2 separate regions of the Mus musculus genome follow, and region 2 is linked to region 1. The links are chromatin loops, found by intact Hi-C in ENCODE. Cell type or tissue: heart. All regions are shown on one strand. Links, peaks and the distances in the headings refer to the core of each region. The heading gives the core; the rest is flanking DNA.

Region 1 (7,781 bases), core at 1,786-4,285:
TCTCTGATACAACTGTTTAAAACTCTCCAAATTTGGGTAGTGAGATGGCTCAGCTGGTAAAAGTACTTACCACGAAGCCTGAGAACCTGAGTTTAATCCTGGAACCCACATGCTAAAATGAGAGATCAACTCCCAAAAAGTTGTCCTCTGACTTCCACATGCACACCATAGCATACACGAAAGTACACACACACACACACACACACACACACAACTTCAAAGCTTCTGTACTTCAAAAAGTATTGGAAATATCCAAATGAAATGTATTAACCGAAGTTATTTTAACAAAAGCAATGACACATGAAAACCAAAGAAACAGGTAGTTCTGACCTTATTCTCCAAGTCATATAATACAAAAACAGCTTTAAAGAAGATAAACATTTATAATCTTTTTAATTTATGAGATGGTTCATAACTGACTCAACCAAGCTATGGTTAGTATTCCTAATCCACACTCATTGAACAAATATGTATTTACATAATCACGATTATCATTACTAGGGTTCCATGAACCACAGACAACTGCAGAAATGTCTAAAGGGGTATTTTAAAGTTCCCTAGCAAAGTTTTCACACAAACTGAAGTCAGCAAATAGCTGGAAACAGATGTCAGCACAGTGGGCGCAGAGGAAGGTGATGCAGGAATGCACTTACGTTTCAAAACAGCGATCCACATTGTCAGACATCAAAAGCAGCATGCATAGCTGCTCCAGGGCTATTAGCTGCATGTCCCTTTCATCTCCCTGTCCCATCTGCAGCCATTCCAGCAACGTATCAGGATCTACATCTGCCATTGTCTTTAAAATGCTCCTTTGCCTAAATTGAAAAAGGGAAACGGGTTTTTCAAACATTTGTTCAGAACTGATCAGCCTGTGTAAAGACTTTTTTCTTGTACATCTGCTTGAACCAAGTTTCTGTAAGGTCCTCAGGTCCTCAAGAGACACACACACACACACACATGCATGTGTATATGTATATACATACAGAGCTATTCTCCAATTTCCATATTGCACTGTGATATGCACACGCACACATACTTGCACACACACAAAATAAGCAAATATATATGCTTTAAAAAAAAAAACTTTCCAGCCGGGCATGGTGGCACACTCCTTTAATCCCAGCGCTAGGGAGGCAGAGGCAGGCAGATTTCTGAGTTCAAGGCCAGCCTGGTCTACAAAGCTGATTTCCAGTACAGCCAGGGCTATACAGAGAAACTCTGTCTTGAAAAAACAAAAACAAAACAACAAAAAAAAACTTTCCAAACTGCAAAGTATTACTTCAAAAAGTATGCTACATATGCAGCAGTCTACTTCCTGGGCTTAATGCAAAAACCCTCAAGGCAAAACAGTTTAACACTGGAATGAATATATGCTGATTAGGTTGCTAGTTAACTAGAAACCAGAGCTGTCTTGGTCAAACACTATGAAACAAGTTTTGGATCCCAGTACTGTTATCACCAATGTCTGTGCCAAAAGGCAAAAAACATGTACAAAAAAGTTCTTTTACCAGTCAACTTCTTCCTGCAACCTCCCCCCAAACTCCACCAAAAATCGGAGCTTCAGATACGGGTCAGATCCAGTAGTTTTAAAGACCACTTTCCAATCCAATTCTTCTTCGGATTGAATTTCCCTTCTCACGAGTTTTGAATTCTCAAACTTACTCCTAAAATATGCCCAAATACAAACAGTAATTAGATATGAAATCTACCTATGCGGAAGTAAATACTGATAAGAACTTCTGGTAATCTAGGCAAATGTTCTTAAAACTTTTTTTTTTTTGGGGGGGGGGCTTGATGCTAAAGTAAATACAACTAACAGGTTACCACCCCCCCCCAGGCAGACGGACAGACAGGCAGACATTCTTTCTCCCATAGGATGGGGCAGTTAGTTTTTATGTAAAAAATTTTTTGAGAAGTAGTCTAGGCAGGCAAGTCATTACAAAAGCTTCTAGATGCCCGACCAAAGGACAGCGTTGCGTCCCACGCAATCCACCTGCCGGTGTGGGAACCTAGAGGCGGGTCGCGGTGGGCACCCATCGGCCGCGCCCGGCGGGGCTGCCCCATCGTCCTCGGCCTGATCAAGGCCGGAGCCGCGACGCTGACAGCCAACCTGGCTAAGTTAGCTACCTGCCTCCGGGCGGAGGGCGAAGTTCTAGAGAAGCAGCAAACCTGCGAGCTCAAGAGGAAGCCGCCGAGCGGCTGGGGTGCGGGTCTCCCGGAACTCGGAGGCCCAGCGGGACGTCCCCGGTCCCCGCCGGGCGGCTGAGCCTTACCAAGGACAAGGAGCGCGTAGCCGGAGCTCCGAAGCCAACAAGCCAAGCCCCGTAAGGCCCGGAGAGGGGAACAAAGGGCCCGATACGCAGAGGCGACGGCGGAAGACCGACCTCACCGCGCTGGGGTCCAGCTCCGCGCCCGCCGCTGGACTCGGCGGCCCGGATCCTCGCGCAGGCCCAGCCTGCCGACAGCGCCTAGCGCCCCCGCCTACCCTGACCGCAGGCTCTTACCCTGGCTCGCCGTACCAAACAGCTCCGGTCCAGCTCCAAGCAGGCCGCGGGCAGAGCCTGGCCCGGCCGCGGCCCTCGAGTTCCTAGGAAACCGCAGGCCGCGCAGGTCGAGCCAGGCAGGCGGCACAGGAAAAGCCGTGTCTCGTCCCTCCCCTTCCTCCGCGGGGACCCGGTGACAAGGAAGCGAGAGGCTCCCCCGAGCGGCGGCAGCCAGCGCGGGTCCCGACCCCAGCACGCGGCTCCTCAGACCCTGCGGTTCAGAGCCAGGTCCGCGCGGGGCCGTCGGCGGCAGCGGGGAGACGCCGCGTCCATCGCCAGCCGGGCGGGGGCAGGAGAAGGGTCGGCCGAGCGCCGGGCGGGGAGGCTGGTGAAGGCCGCGCCGGCGGAGGCGGAGCGAACGCCTCCCGGCCGCCCTGCCCGCGGCCACCTGGGGCGCTGCGGAGGCCGGACCCCGCGGCACGGGGCGACGACGGGGGGCGCCGGGCTCCTTCGGCGGTCGGCTACGGCTCTCCTCAGCCCGGCCTCCCGGCGCCCGAGTCGCCGCGCTGTCAATCCGCGCGCGCCGCCAGCAGCTGCTCCGCGCACGCTCCGCCCGTCTCGCCCGGCGCGAGCCGCTCCGGAGTCCTGCGGAACGGAGGCCACCGTCTCGCAGGCGCTCGGCGTGCCCGGGTCACCCCCTCCTCCGGACTTTTAAAGCCAGCGGTTTACCAGAACGCTTCCCAGCGAGCCTGGGAACTCGGCGAGCGCTGCGCAGCCGGGCGTTATCGCCTCGGCGCAGATGGGACCAGGACGGCTGCGGGAACTCGTGCCTCCTGCCTGCCCACCGTGGAGTCCCGGGAAGCAGCCAGCATCGAGGACTTCCCACACAGTTGCCTTCGGCTCGTGGTCACTTGTACTTCCGTAGTTATTCCCGTCAAACTTTTATTTCATGGGCGTTGAAAAATCAAATACTAGCCGCTGCTAGTGGAGTCCTCACGTAACCGTGACACTAGAGAACTGGAGGCTGGAGTTCAAGGTCATCCTTGGCTACAAAATGAGGTCGAGACTTGTCTGGGCTACAGGGCGGCGACGGTGGTGATGAAGAAGGAGCAGCCAAGGGAGAGAAAAAGAGGAAGAAAAAGACTCCATACTGAACTCATCCTTTGAACAACAACAACAAAATAGCAGTAGATACCTAATTTTAGGAAAGAACTGTATGCAAAGACCGAGGCTAGTAGTTTTCAACCCTGGCGGCACATTAGAGACACCCGGAAAAGTTTTCATTAGAAGAGTTTTAGATCCACAGCAAATTGAACAGAAAGTACAGAGAATAAGTTATGGCTACCCTGTTCTGTATCATGTGTTCCTGGCCAGGTAGGGCTAAGGACAGAGAGTTCCCACTGATCTCTTTGTTTATGGTTTTGCCCTTTCCAAAATATCGTTTCTAGTTGGAATTATTCACTAACACTCTTTAAGGATCCTCTGTGAGTTTTTATAGCTTGGTAGCTCATTTATTTGGTGTTGTGTTGTGTTTTGTTTTGTTTTGTTGTACTGGATTTTTTTATTTGGTTTTGTTTTTTACTTTTTGTTTTTCTTGTTGTTTTGAAGTGGGTATGCTTATGTAACCCTGGCTGGCCTAAAGTCAATATCCTCCTGCCTCAGCTTCCTGAGTATGCTAACAAGAGGGCTTCCTTCCTGAGTATGCTAACAAGTATGCTAACACCTGGCTTGGGAGCCCATTTAATTCTTACTGCTAAATAATAGTAAGTTGTTTAGATGTAACACAATGTGTTTCTTCATATACAGATGCCTGGAATCTACCTTCACAGACTATGAACGGCTCATGCAGAAATTTCCAAAGTTCCCCAACAGGAAAAATACTTTCTAACAATGTAGCTACCACAGGACTGTGGCCAGAACAAATGAAAAACTCTTCAAACCCAAGAATAAGAAAAAACCTTGCCAGGCAGTGGTGGCGCACACCTTTAATCCCAGCACTTGGGAGGCAGAGGCAGGTGGACTTCTGAGTTGAGGCCATCCTGGACTACAGAGTGAGTTCCAGGACAGCCAGAGCTACACAGAGAAACCCTGTCTCAGAAAAGAAAAAAGAAAAGAAAAAAACCTTAATTAGAAATTGTAAAAGACTGGAGACATTTAACCAAGAAGACATCCCAGTGGCTGGCGAGAAAGCATATGAAAGATGCTTAACATTATCTGGCCTTGAGAAATTGAAGATACTCACTGGTGGTCTGTGCGTTTGGTTCCCAGTACCCATATCAGGCAGCTCACATCTGATGCCTCTGGCCTCTACAAGCACCTGCGTTTACATGCATTCACCCACACACAGGCATGCACATGTGCACATAATGTAAAAGTAATTTAAATAAATCTTTGAGGAAAAGAAATTTTAAAATAATACTCTAGAGCTATAGATAACAGCTCAGTTGGTAGGGTACTTACCTACTACACACAAAGCCTGGGTTCTCTGTCCAGGACTGGATAGAACCAGGCCCTAAAACTGGGATTGGTGGGACAGACGGACAGACTTTTAATTTCCATCACAGGCAGAAGAAGCAGTTCAAGAGCTTCCTCAGCTACATAATGAACTTCCTCAGCTACATAATGAACTGGGTTCCAGCCTAGAATACATAGAATGACCGTGTCTGAAGAAGGGAAAAGAGGGCAGAGGGAAGGAAGGGAACACTCGAGACTTCTAAACATCATTAGAAGGGCGAAAAACCAAAGCCCAATAACACCAAACGCTGGAAGGGTGTGATTCAGCCGGAGCGCTCTTGGTACCCGTGGAAAGTAATAGTGCCCCTGTGTAAGATAAAAAAAGGCTCTGGTTTTGTAAAAGCAGGCATGGGCAAAGCCAAGAACCTAGGACCCACATGAAAGCCCACAGGCAGTGACAGGTGCCTGCGGTCCCGGCGCCTCCCGCGGAGAGCTAGGAAACAGAAGAATCACCTGGAATCTTACAGGCCAGCTCTCCAGGGGCGGGGCGTGATGCAGGGCAGAAAGGAGAGAGAGAGAACCAACTCCCGAACCTTGTAGAGGTTTGTTTTCCCTTTAGAAGTTGCTTTATCTATGAGCGAGGCATGGGGGCACCCACCTTTAATTCCTGCACTCAGGAGTCAGAAGCAGGAAGGTCTCTGTGAGTTTGAGGTCAGCCGGGGAAAGCTACATAGTGAGACCCTGTGTTCAACAAGACAAATTTGTTATGTACAAATAACAGGCAACATTCTATCCATGAGTCCTATTTTCTAAGACCTTAAAAAAAAAAAAAAAAGAAAAGAAAGAAAATAGACAATACTTTTTAAAAGGCAAGAAGAGTCTTCTGCTTCTAGATGATTGCTGGGCTAGAGAGAGAGGGAAGTTTGTTGAACCGAAAGTGACAACTTAGAATTGCATATTCTCCAGAACAGGAATAGTAAGGTGACGATTGGGGGCACCTAAGAGTACTGGCTGCTGTTCCAGAGGACTGGGTTTCAGTTCCCAGCATCCACACATGGAAGCTCATATCTGTAATTCAAGTTCTGGGGTATCCTATACCCTCAGACAAACATGCAGGCAAAACACCAATCAATACACATTAAAAAATTAGAAATGACTTAAAAAACAGTAAGATGACCTCGGAGCAAGTTTATTCAACATCCCTGGACATCCACAGATGCCTACCAGAGCCATTGAAGCAGGTCAGGAAGTCCAACGTAATTCAGCTGCTCCAACAATCCAATCCACAGAGGCTCCCATAAAGGTTAGGGTCCTAACCTCCGCACTTACACCAGGCATTCATAGACCCACACTTACACATCAAATAAATAGCTGAGCGAGGTGATGTATGCCTCTAATCTCAGCACACAGGAAGCAAAGAGCTCAAGACCAGACTGGTCTATGTAGTGAGTTCCAGGCTAGTCATGGCTACATAGTGAAACCTTATCTCAAATAAATACATAAATAAGCATATATATGTATATATGTATGTATATGTATATACTTTTACCAAATAATCAGCAGCCACCCTCAATATCTACCCAACGGAGTTGAAAACTTAAGTTCAAACTTAAGCCCAAAGTTGAAAACTTTGAGGGGATTTTGTTTGTTTCATTTTGACTTTTGAGGTCAGGTCTCACTTGGCCCATGATGGCTTCCAGTTCACCATGTAGCTGAGGATGGCCTGCTCCTCTGGGTCTTCTTACCACCACCTCCTAAGTACAAGGATTACAGGCGTGTACCACAGGGTGCATACAGATACTGATGGCTACTTTATTCATAATTGTTAAAATTCAGGGAAAAGACAGAATATATCTCAGCATTGGAAATTTGTGCTTAGTATGTACCAGGCCTTCGTTCCACAAAATACTAGCAACAGAACCTAGAAGCAACTAAGACATCCTTTAATAGATGAATAAACACATACCCTTCAAAAGCTGACATATCACTTATCCATCCATTAGGTACTATTCTCTTCCTTCCTTCCTTCTTTCCTTCCTTCCTTCCTTCCTTCCTTCCTTCTTTCCTTCCTTCCTTTCTTTTTTAAAGACTTATCTATTTTATGTGTGTGTGTGTACACTACAACTGTCTTCAGACACACACTACAAGAGTGCATGGGGGCCAGGCGTGGTGGCGCATGCCTTTAATCCCAGCACTCGGGAGGCAGAGGCAGGCAGATTTCTGAGTTCAAGGCCAGCCTGGTCTACAGAGTGAGTTCCAGGACAGCCAGGGCTATACAGAGAAACCCTGTCTCAACCCCCCCCCCACAAAAAAAAAAAGAGTGCATCGGATCCCATTACAGATGATTGTAAGCCACCATGTGGTTGCTGGGAATTGAACTCAGGACCTCTGGAAGAGGAATCAGTACTCTTAACCACTGAGCCATCTCTCCAGCTACTATTGTCTGGTATGCCTGTGAGTTTACCTCAACTACTCCCTTTTTGGAAATGTGAATTTTAATATGCTTTTATCTGAAAGGTGACAGTATTTGCAAGATAGAATTTTAAAATTAACCATATAATACAGAATGTATGTGTCTCCAAAATTTTAATGGCTAACTTGTCAAATGCTTTTAGTCTTTTATAGTGTGTATGTGTGTATGTCCATGGTAACTGTGTGGAGGTCAGAGGACAATTTGTAGGAGACAGTTCTCTCCTTCCACCACGTAGGTAGAAGGATCTACCTACCACCACATAGGTAGAAGGTCTGGTGGCAAGTGCCTTTCCCCACTGAGCCATCTTGCCAGTCCACAAATACCTGATTGAAATTCATTTATATCAACTATGAAATCCCAACAACATTTGG
Region 2 (7,781 bases), core at 2,625-5,124, 52 kb after region 1:
TGGGACAAGTAAGCCATCGCCTCCATACCACCCAGCTTTTTCTTTTTTTGCGGGGCTAGCCCAGCCCCAAATTCACTGAGGATAACGTTAAAACCTGTTATTCTCCTGTCTCCACCTTCTGAGTGCTGGAATTACAGGCTCTGAATAACTAACTCAGGTCCTAGTGCTTCCAAGGCAAGATGCTCATTGACTGAGCTCTTGCTCCAGTTCTCCTTTTCTTTCCTGCTTTTCAAGACAGGGTTTTTCTGAATAAAGCCCTGGCTGCCCTCAAACTCAGAGATTCCACCTGTCTCTGCCTCTTGAGTTCCGGGATTAAGGGCATGTGCCACCTCCCTGAGCCACCCCTTTTTTTGAAAGATTTATTTATTTACCATGTATACAGTGTTTTGCCTACAGGTATGCCTCCTGCATGCCAGAAAAGGGCACCCAGATCTCATTACAGATGGTTGTGAGTCACCCTGTGGTTGCTGGGAATTGAACTCAGGACCTCTGGATGAGCAGTCAGTGCTCTTAACCCCTGAACCATCTCTCCAGCACCCTCTTTTTCTTTTCTTTTTAAAATTGATTTAAAAACTGTATATATATCTACTATAGTTATATCACTTTTCCCTCTTCCTCCTAGCCCCTCCCATGTCCCCCACTCTTTCTCAAATTCATGGCCTATTTATTTATTTATTTATTTATTTATTTATTTGTTTTTCGAGACAGGGTTTCTCTGTGTAGCCCTGGCTGTCCTCGAACTCAGAAATCCGCCTGCCTCTGCCTCCCGAGTGCTGGGATTAAAGGTGTGCGCCACCACGCCCAGCTATTTTTTTTTATTGGTGTGAGTAACTACAAAAATGCATATATAGCTGGGCGTGGTGGCCAGAGCTATACAGAGAAACCCTGTCTCAAATAATAAAAAAAAAAAATGCATATATAAATACAAGCTGCTGAGTCAGTTTACTTTTTATCGCTGACCACTTGCTATGGCATAACTAAGCACAGGCTCATTTCTGGGAAGACCGAGTGTCCTCTCTCTGCAGCTGTCAGTCCGGTAGCTCTGCATCTAGGGTCAGGTCTCACGACACTCCCCTGTCTTTTTGTTTTTGAAGACAGTCTCACTGTGCTGCCCAGGTGGGCCTCAAACTCATGGTGACTGTCTGGTCTCCATGGCAGGAATGCTGGAATCATGGAAGTGTGCCACCAGCCCTGGCAATCGTTTTTGTTTGCTCGTTTTTGAGACAGAGTCCTGACAAACACTAGGCCCCAGGTGCTTGAGACCCAGCCTTTGGCAGACACCACTCTCATAAGGGCCTTCGGATGAAAGAGAAGCAGACACCATGTGATTACAGACACTGGAGAGAGAGCAGGGCTCAGGGCTGATACTCACGGTGCTCTTCTTCCGCAATGGCGACCAAAGCTTCTAAGAGCTTTATTCCTTCTTGACAGAGCTGCAGCTCGGTAGCATCTTCGGGTTTCCTCCTGGCTATGTCCTGAAGCTTCTCCACGATAGAAGATGCTAAGGAATAAATGTATGGGTAGGAAACGGCCGGCTTTGGATACTGAAAAATGGAGTGGAGGAGCTGACAGGTCTTCATTTGCACCTAACCAGGCAAGATGAGAAGAAAGAGTAAATTTACAAAGTTCCCAGAACAAAGAGACACAAAGAACAAACGTTCTTGCAAACTCTTTGCAGTTAAAGTGGCAAAGGTTTATATTTATTCCTGTTCTCTTTAGTTTTGGAAGTCCTAATACCAACGGGCATTACATAAAAACAGTGGCTGCAGCAGGGTGGAGGGGCACAGAGGTGCTCAGCACAGCGGGAGGGGGTTTGCCCTCTAGCCCACTCTTCTCAGGCGTCTGTCTCTGTACTGTGTAAAACTAGCAGTCACATTATAAATGAACCCCAACAACTCACACCAAAAAAAAAAAAAAAAAAAAAAAAAAAAAGAAAAGTGTCTTACAGTGAAATTCTACACATTTGAGTCCTGTCCCAGGTGGTATACATGTTTTAAGGACTCCATCTGGCCCACACTAAGATGTGCCATGACTTGTCACAGTTGTGTCACTGCTACCCAACTTGGGCAGGTAGCCAATGACCTTGGACAAAAGGATAAAGGAAAACAACTACAGACATGCATCACCTCTCCTTAAACTGGAATAGTATTTTGAGCATTAGTATTATTGCCCCCCTGAGAAAATTTGGTTCCAGTGTCTTTGGAAATAAGAAATGTTTCTGTGTATGGGTTCCAAACTCATTTCGTAACACATGAAAAAAAACATTTAATCTAGTCTAACCTAATCTGTCATTCCTTATTTTTTTCTTTAAAGAAAATGCACAAATTATCATATAAATCCCATGTCATATCATTCTCCCCCTCCCCCCCGAAACAGGGTTTCTCTGTGTAGCCCTGGCTGTCCTGGAACTCACTCTGTAGACCAGGCTGGTTTTGACCTCAGAAATCCGCCTGCCTCTGCCTCCCAAGTGCTGGGATTAAAGGCTTCCGCCACCACTGCCCGTGATTTTGTTTTAATACATGATGTGTATGTGTGCTTCTGTGTGTGGATATGGGCACTTGAGCGCAGTGTCCACAGAGACCGGACAAAGAGATCAGACCTCCTGGAACTAGAGGTCCAGGTGGCTGTAAGCTATCCAACGTGAGTGCTGAAAACTGAGCTTCGGGCCTCTGGTAAAAAGTGCTGTTAACTGCCGAACCACCTCTCCAATTCCACGTTTTTTTTTTTTTTTTTGACAATTTTCACTATGTAGTCCTGGTTGACCTGAAACGTATATGTGGATGGACTAGCCTTGCCTTCATAGGCACTTCTATCTTTGTATCCCCAGTGCCGGGATTAGATGTAGCCATTCCACTCCTGGAGAGTTACACCAATTTTAAGATGCTCTTATTTAAACACTTAGTATTGTTTTACCTCCTTGTTTTTGGAGACAGTCTCATGTAGCTTAGGATGGCCTTAACTCACTTGTGATCTCTATCTCTAGTCCCTGGGGCTGGTATTACAGACCTACACTACCATGCTAGGTTTGTACAGTGCTGGGCATCAAGCCCAGGGTCTTGTGTGTGCTAGCTGTGCACACTACCTACTGAACCACAATCCAGCCCCTGGATACTGCTTGTCACAGAGACCGAGATCACAGAGAAGCACAGTGTGTGTACTGCAATCATAAAGGCAACACGTGTGTCTCAACAGATTGCTACTGCAAATAGCGCTCTGCTAAAAGACACTTACCACAGAGTCCTTGCTCTCCAGGGCAGCCTTAAATTTTTCAATGCAGCGATTCTGAAGGCAGGGGACGGTTGTCACTTCTGGGCTGGTAGACAAAATAAATACTGTGACGGCAGTAAGCAGACTGACTTCATCAGGTTCTTGTGCTCCGTCAACTGCAGAGAAACAACAGTTAGGAGGCTTGTACACATTGCCTTGCGTCTGTGCAAGGCTGTTTTTAGCTTGGTTAGCACAAGAGCCCCAGAGGGCGGCTGGACAGTGGTGGTGCATGTCAGCAGGCTCAAATCCCACCTGCGTGCTAGTCCACTCCTACCACACACACACACACCCACCCACCCAAAAGGACTAGGAAAGTATTCTACCTCTGAGCTCCACCCCCATTTCCCAAGGATCAGTTAGAATAAATATTCTAGTTAAATATTTTTAATGAAGTAGCTATGAAAAACCAGTAATTTTGAAAGGGTAATGCTGGGTAGTGGTGGCACATGCTTTTAATCCTAGCACTTGAGAGGCAGAGGCAGGTGGATCTCTGTGAGTTCGAGGTCAGCCTGGTCTACAGAGTTCTAGGACAGCCAAAACTATACAGAGAAACCCTATCTAAAAACAGACAAGACAGAAAGACTGACAAAACAAAATGAGAAAGAGTGGTAAACTTGACTCACTAAATTAAGTTTTAATTAATCGATTAATTAAAAATAGCTTCTTTGGCTTTTTGGCCAAGATCAAGTGTTATGATTGGTTTAAAACCCAAAATAAGGGGCTGGAGAGATGGCTCAGTGGTTAAGAACACTGACTGCTCTTCCAGAGGTCTTGAGTTCAACTCCCAGCAACTGCATTGTGGCTCACAACCATTTGCTATAGGATCTGCTGCCCTCTTCTGGTGTGTCTGAAGAGAGTGACAGTGTACTTATATAAACAAACAAACAAACAAACAAATAAAAAACCAAAACCATAAAAAACCCCCAAAACAAAACAAACAAACGAAAAGCTTCCAGGATTTCAAATAGCCTAGGCTGGCCTCCAACCTGATGTGTGGCATAGATGACTTTTCCTGGCTGCAGCTCCTGCGTGCTGGGCTCACAGGCTGAGTTACCATGACAAGAGTATGTAGTGCTGGGGACAGAAGCCAGGGCTTTATGCTGTTAGACAAGTACTCTATTAGCTCCAGCCTAGCCCACTTAGACTAAGTGGTTGTTATTTACAAACAAATGACACGCATAAACAGTAGCACCAGCCATATCAACTCAATAGTACTTAAACACCACCTGTGCCAGCCAGCCCTCTTAGGCAATAGAATACAACTTCACTATAATGTGGAGATCAAACAAAGAATTTAGGGTCAGCTAGTAACAAAAGGTCCATGCTTATAAAAACACCAGAAACTATAGAGAGCAGGATGTGGTGGCTCAAGCCTGTAGTCCCAGCTCTTGGGAGGCTAGGCAGGAGAATCTGGAATGTAAGAACTCTGCCACAAAATTCACCATCAGCCTGTGAGACTACCTCAAGAACAACAACAAAAAAATCACAAAATGCCTGACACTGGGTGGGTGGAGAGCTTTGGGGGCTGACGCCCAAGAGGAGACGCAGTGAGAGAGCACTGAGTTCTCTCAGGTGAGCTGGCACACGGTAACAAAGTGACCCACACAGCAGTGTCCTGTGTGGTGCTCAGACACTTCACCCTGGCAGCCACCGTGTCTGAGTAAGGAACAGGAATCTGGTCATTTGCCCAAGCCACAGCAAGTCAGTAAGTGGACGGTGTGAATGCAGAGATCACAGACATCCAGGGGCTCTCATGCTTCACCCCCCTTAGCGCCCCCTGCAAAGTCATTTTTAGTCATTACAGTCTGCTAGTTAGTTTAGTAAAAATACTTTTAAATGTCATCAAGGTAACTATGTCCTGGGTCTCTTCCCATTTCTTCTTCAGCTCCTTTCCTGCCCTTTATTTTCTGAGGATGGATGGGAAGTCTGCTTAGCAGCAGGAGTCTTGTGAGGCTCAGGCAGTAGAGAGCAGGCCCCTTGCCAACAGCTGTCTGAGTGAGTCATTCTGGAATCCAGTCCTCTAGCTGTAGCCCTGGCCAGTGAGTGTCCTAGTAACTTCATGAGTGGCTAAGGCCTGGACCTCAGAAACTAATAGGTAACAAATGCTTTTCTGTTTTAAGCCACAATGTTTTTCTGTTTTAATCTACTAAGGTTTTTTTTTCTTTTTGTTTTTCTTTTTTTTTTTTTTGTTTTTTTTTTTTTTTTTTTTTTGAGATAGGGCCTGGCTTGGCTAGGTTGGCCCTGAACTCACTATGTAACTAAGGCTGGCCTTGAACTCCTGATATTCTTGCTTCTCCTGCCAAGTGTTGGGATGACAGGCAGCATCAGGCTCAGCTGGGAGGCAAGCTGTTGCTCTGCAAACATTTTACCTTCACGATCGGCTCCTAGTGACCTACGTTAACAGTTGCTCTAACATCTCCGTCCTGATACACACTGAGCCCAGACACCACTGTGTGTCTGTGATAAAGGAGAACTTGTCATGATGGAGACTGTGCTCTTCCATCTTCATCTCTCCTCCCCTCTTACGCTGGCAGAGGCTGACACACTCAAACGTGCTGTGATGTATCTCGTCCTGCTATCTCGTCACCACTGTATAATTCCACCTCCAGCCATTCTCTACCGCCTTTTCTCTTAAATATGGATTGCACTAGAGGGTTGCCTTTAAAAATAAAGCCTTCTTGCCAGTAGCAATGGCAGGGACCTGTAAGTCTCAGGGAGACACTGTTACCTATCTGTACTTCCTCCTCCCAGCTACACTTTCGCCTTCGGCTCTCATCTGTACCATCCTTGCTTGCCACTTTTCTAAGACTCTTTTCTTTTCCTTTTCTTATTTTTCTTTGTAGTTGTAGTCCTGGCTATCCTGGAACTCTGTAGACCAGGCTGGCCTGGACTCAAGAGACCCACCTGCTTCTGTCTCTCTTGCCAATTACAAATGGACAAAGACATCGGAGATAATGAATAATAAATCCGAACACTTTACATACCTGCTAAATACACAATACAGTCTCTTCTGGGTGAGACTACCAAATATGAGCAACAGAATAGCTTAGCCAAAAAACAAAAAACAGAAACAAACCTAGCATGCCTCTCACATTAAGACCTAACAGTCCTACTGACCTGGGCTCCAGCAGTCAAGCACAGTTGCTAATGCACTTTGGAGGAGGCTGGTCCAAGCTTCGTGGCTCTTTTCTGCCCGGGCCATGGGGGAAGTTAAGATTCCTTTCAGAGTCTGCAGGGAAGCCGTGACTGTGCAGGATAACTGGCCCCCAGGTAACTTCACAGCCGTTTCCCGGAGGACTCCGATGGTAAGGTACAATACTGTAGGGAGAATTGAGATGCTGCCTGCAAGAGAAAATGAAAACTCTGCATTGAGCATGCACATTTTCTGAAGTCACCAAGGAGGGCTGGAGGGATAGCTCATCAGTGAAGAGCACCCGTTGCTCTTGCAGAGGACGCGAGTTTGATTCCCAGCGCCCGCACAGTTGGCCCATAACAGACCTTTTTTTTAAAAAAAGATTTATTTATTTATTTATTTATTATATGTAAGTACATTGTAGCTGTCTTCAGACACTCCAGAAGAGGGGGTCAGATCTTGTTATGGATGGTTGTGAGCCACCATGTGGTTGCTGGGATTTGAACTCTGGACCTTCGGAAGAGCAGTCGGGTGCTCTAACCCACTGAGCCATCTCACCAGACCCCATAACAGACCTTAACTACAGCTTCAGATGATGCAATGCCTCTCTGACTCCTGTGAGAACCAGGAATGCACACAGTACATATACACATGTTCTGGAAACACACACATACACATAAAAGGAAATAAATGCAGCTAGAAAAAAAGCTGAGTCATCAGGAATAAAAGGGTGTCAGAGGCTTCCAGTGTTTGCTGTCAAACAAACACAGCTTCGAGGCACAGCTCAGTGCTCCTTCTTCAGCACCAACTCATCTTTCCCAAAACACCACCCAGAAAAGCTCTAGAGCATTTCTCATAAATTGTAACTATTGAGAGAATTTAGTAACTCTAGACTGGCTGGCTAGCCAGCACACCCCAAGCCTTCTCTGCCTCCCTAGTACAGGGACTACAAGTGTATGCAACTATGCCACTATGACAGGCTTTGTATAATATGGTTCCTGGGTTCCAACACAGGTCCTTATGTTAGCAAGGCATCCTAATCAATTTATCACTCAAGCGACTTCCCCATCAATTAAGATTTTTTACAGTTGGATCAAATTCTGATAGTTGTAACTGGAAATGTTACTTTGGTTGTATTGCTTAGTGTCAAGTTTTTTTTTTGGGGGGGGGGAGGGGTGGTGGTTCGAGACAGGGTTTCTCTGTATAGCCCTGGCTGTCCTGGAACTCACTTTGTAGACCAGACTGGCCTCGAACTCAGAAATCTGCCTGCCTCTGCCTCCCTCTGCTGGGATTAAAGGTGTGCGCCACCATGCCCGGCTTTTATTTATTTATTTATTTATTTATTTATTTATTTATTTATTTATTTATTTGGTTTTTCGAG

The links. A loop is a pair of places that touch in the nucleus more often than their neighbours do. Peaks named below come from ENCODE experiments on the same cell type or tissue, not always from the same donor. Only the 100,000 strongest peaks of a DNase experiment are listed, where the experiment ranks them.
Region 2: it touches region 1 in a loop (2.3-fold over the local background); 12 of 42 quality-filtered maps call a loop at or near these places.

The regions. Positions count from the first base shown.
Region 1 is chr12:51,826,699-51,834,479 of GRCm38, forward strand. It overlaps Hectd1 (HECT domain E3 ubiquitin protein ligase 1), which reads right to left and starts at 2,838. Exons shown (of 43, transcript NM_144788.2): 1 at 2,505-2,838; 2 at 654-815. The coding sequence starts at 793. Gm5785 reads left to right here and starts at 1,487. Exons shown (of 4, transcript XM_011244243.2): 1 at 1,487-1,570; 2 at 2,157-2,531; 3 at 2,592-3,857; 4 at 4,290-7,781. The coding sequence starts at 1,487. The coding sequence ends at 3,443. In heart, for the core only: a CTCF peak has its summit at 2,914; DNase peaks (open chromatin) are centred at 2,803 and 2,913; H3K4me3 peaks cover 2,500 bases; H3K27ac peaks cover 2,500 bases.
Region 2 is chr12:51,877,883-51,885,663 of GRCm38, forward strand. It overlaps Heatr5a (HEAT repeat containing 5A), which reads right to left. Exons shown (of 36, transcript NM_177171.4): 33 at 6,385-6,609; 34 at 3,232-3,383; 35 at 1,373-1,586. Among named protein-coding and RNA genes, the nearest start is that of Gm34894, 30 kb to the left of the region's middle. In heart, for the core only: a CTCF peak has its summit at 4,110 (motif pointing left); no DNase peak of the experiment used is centred there.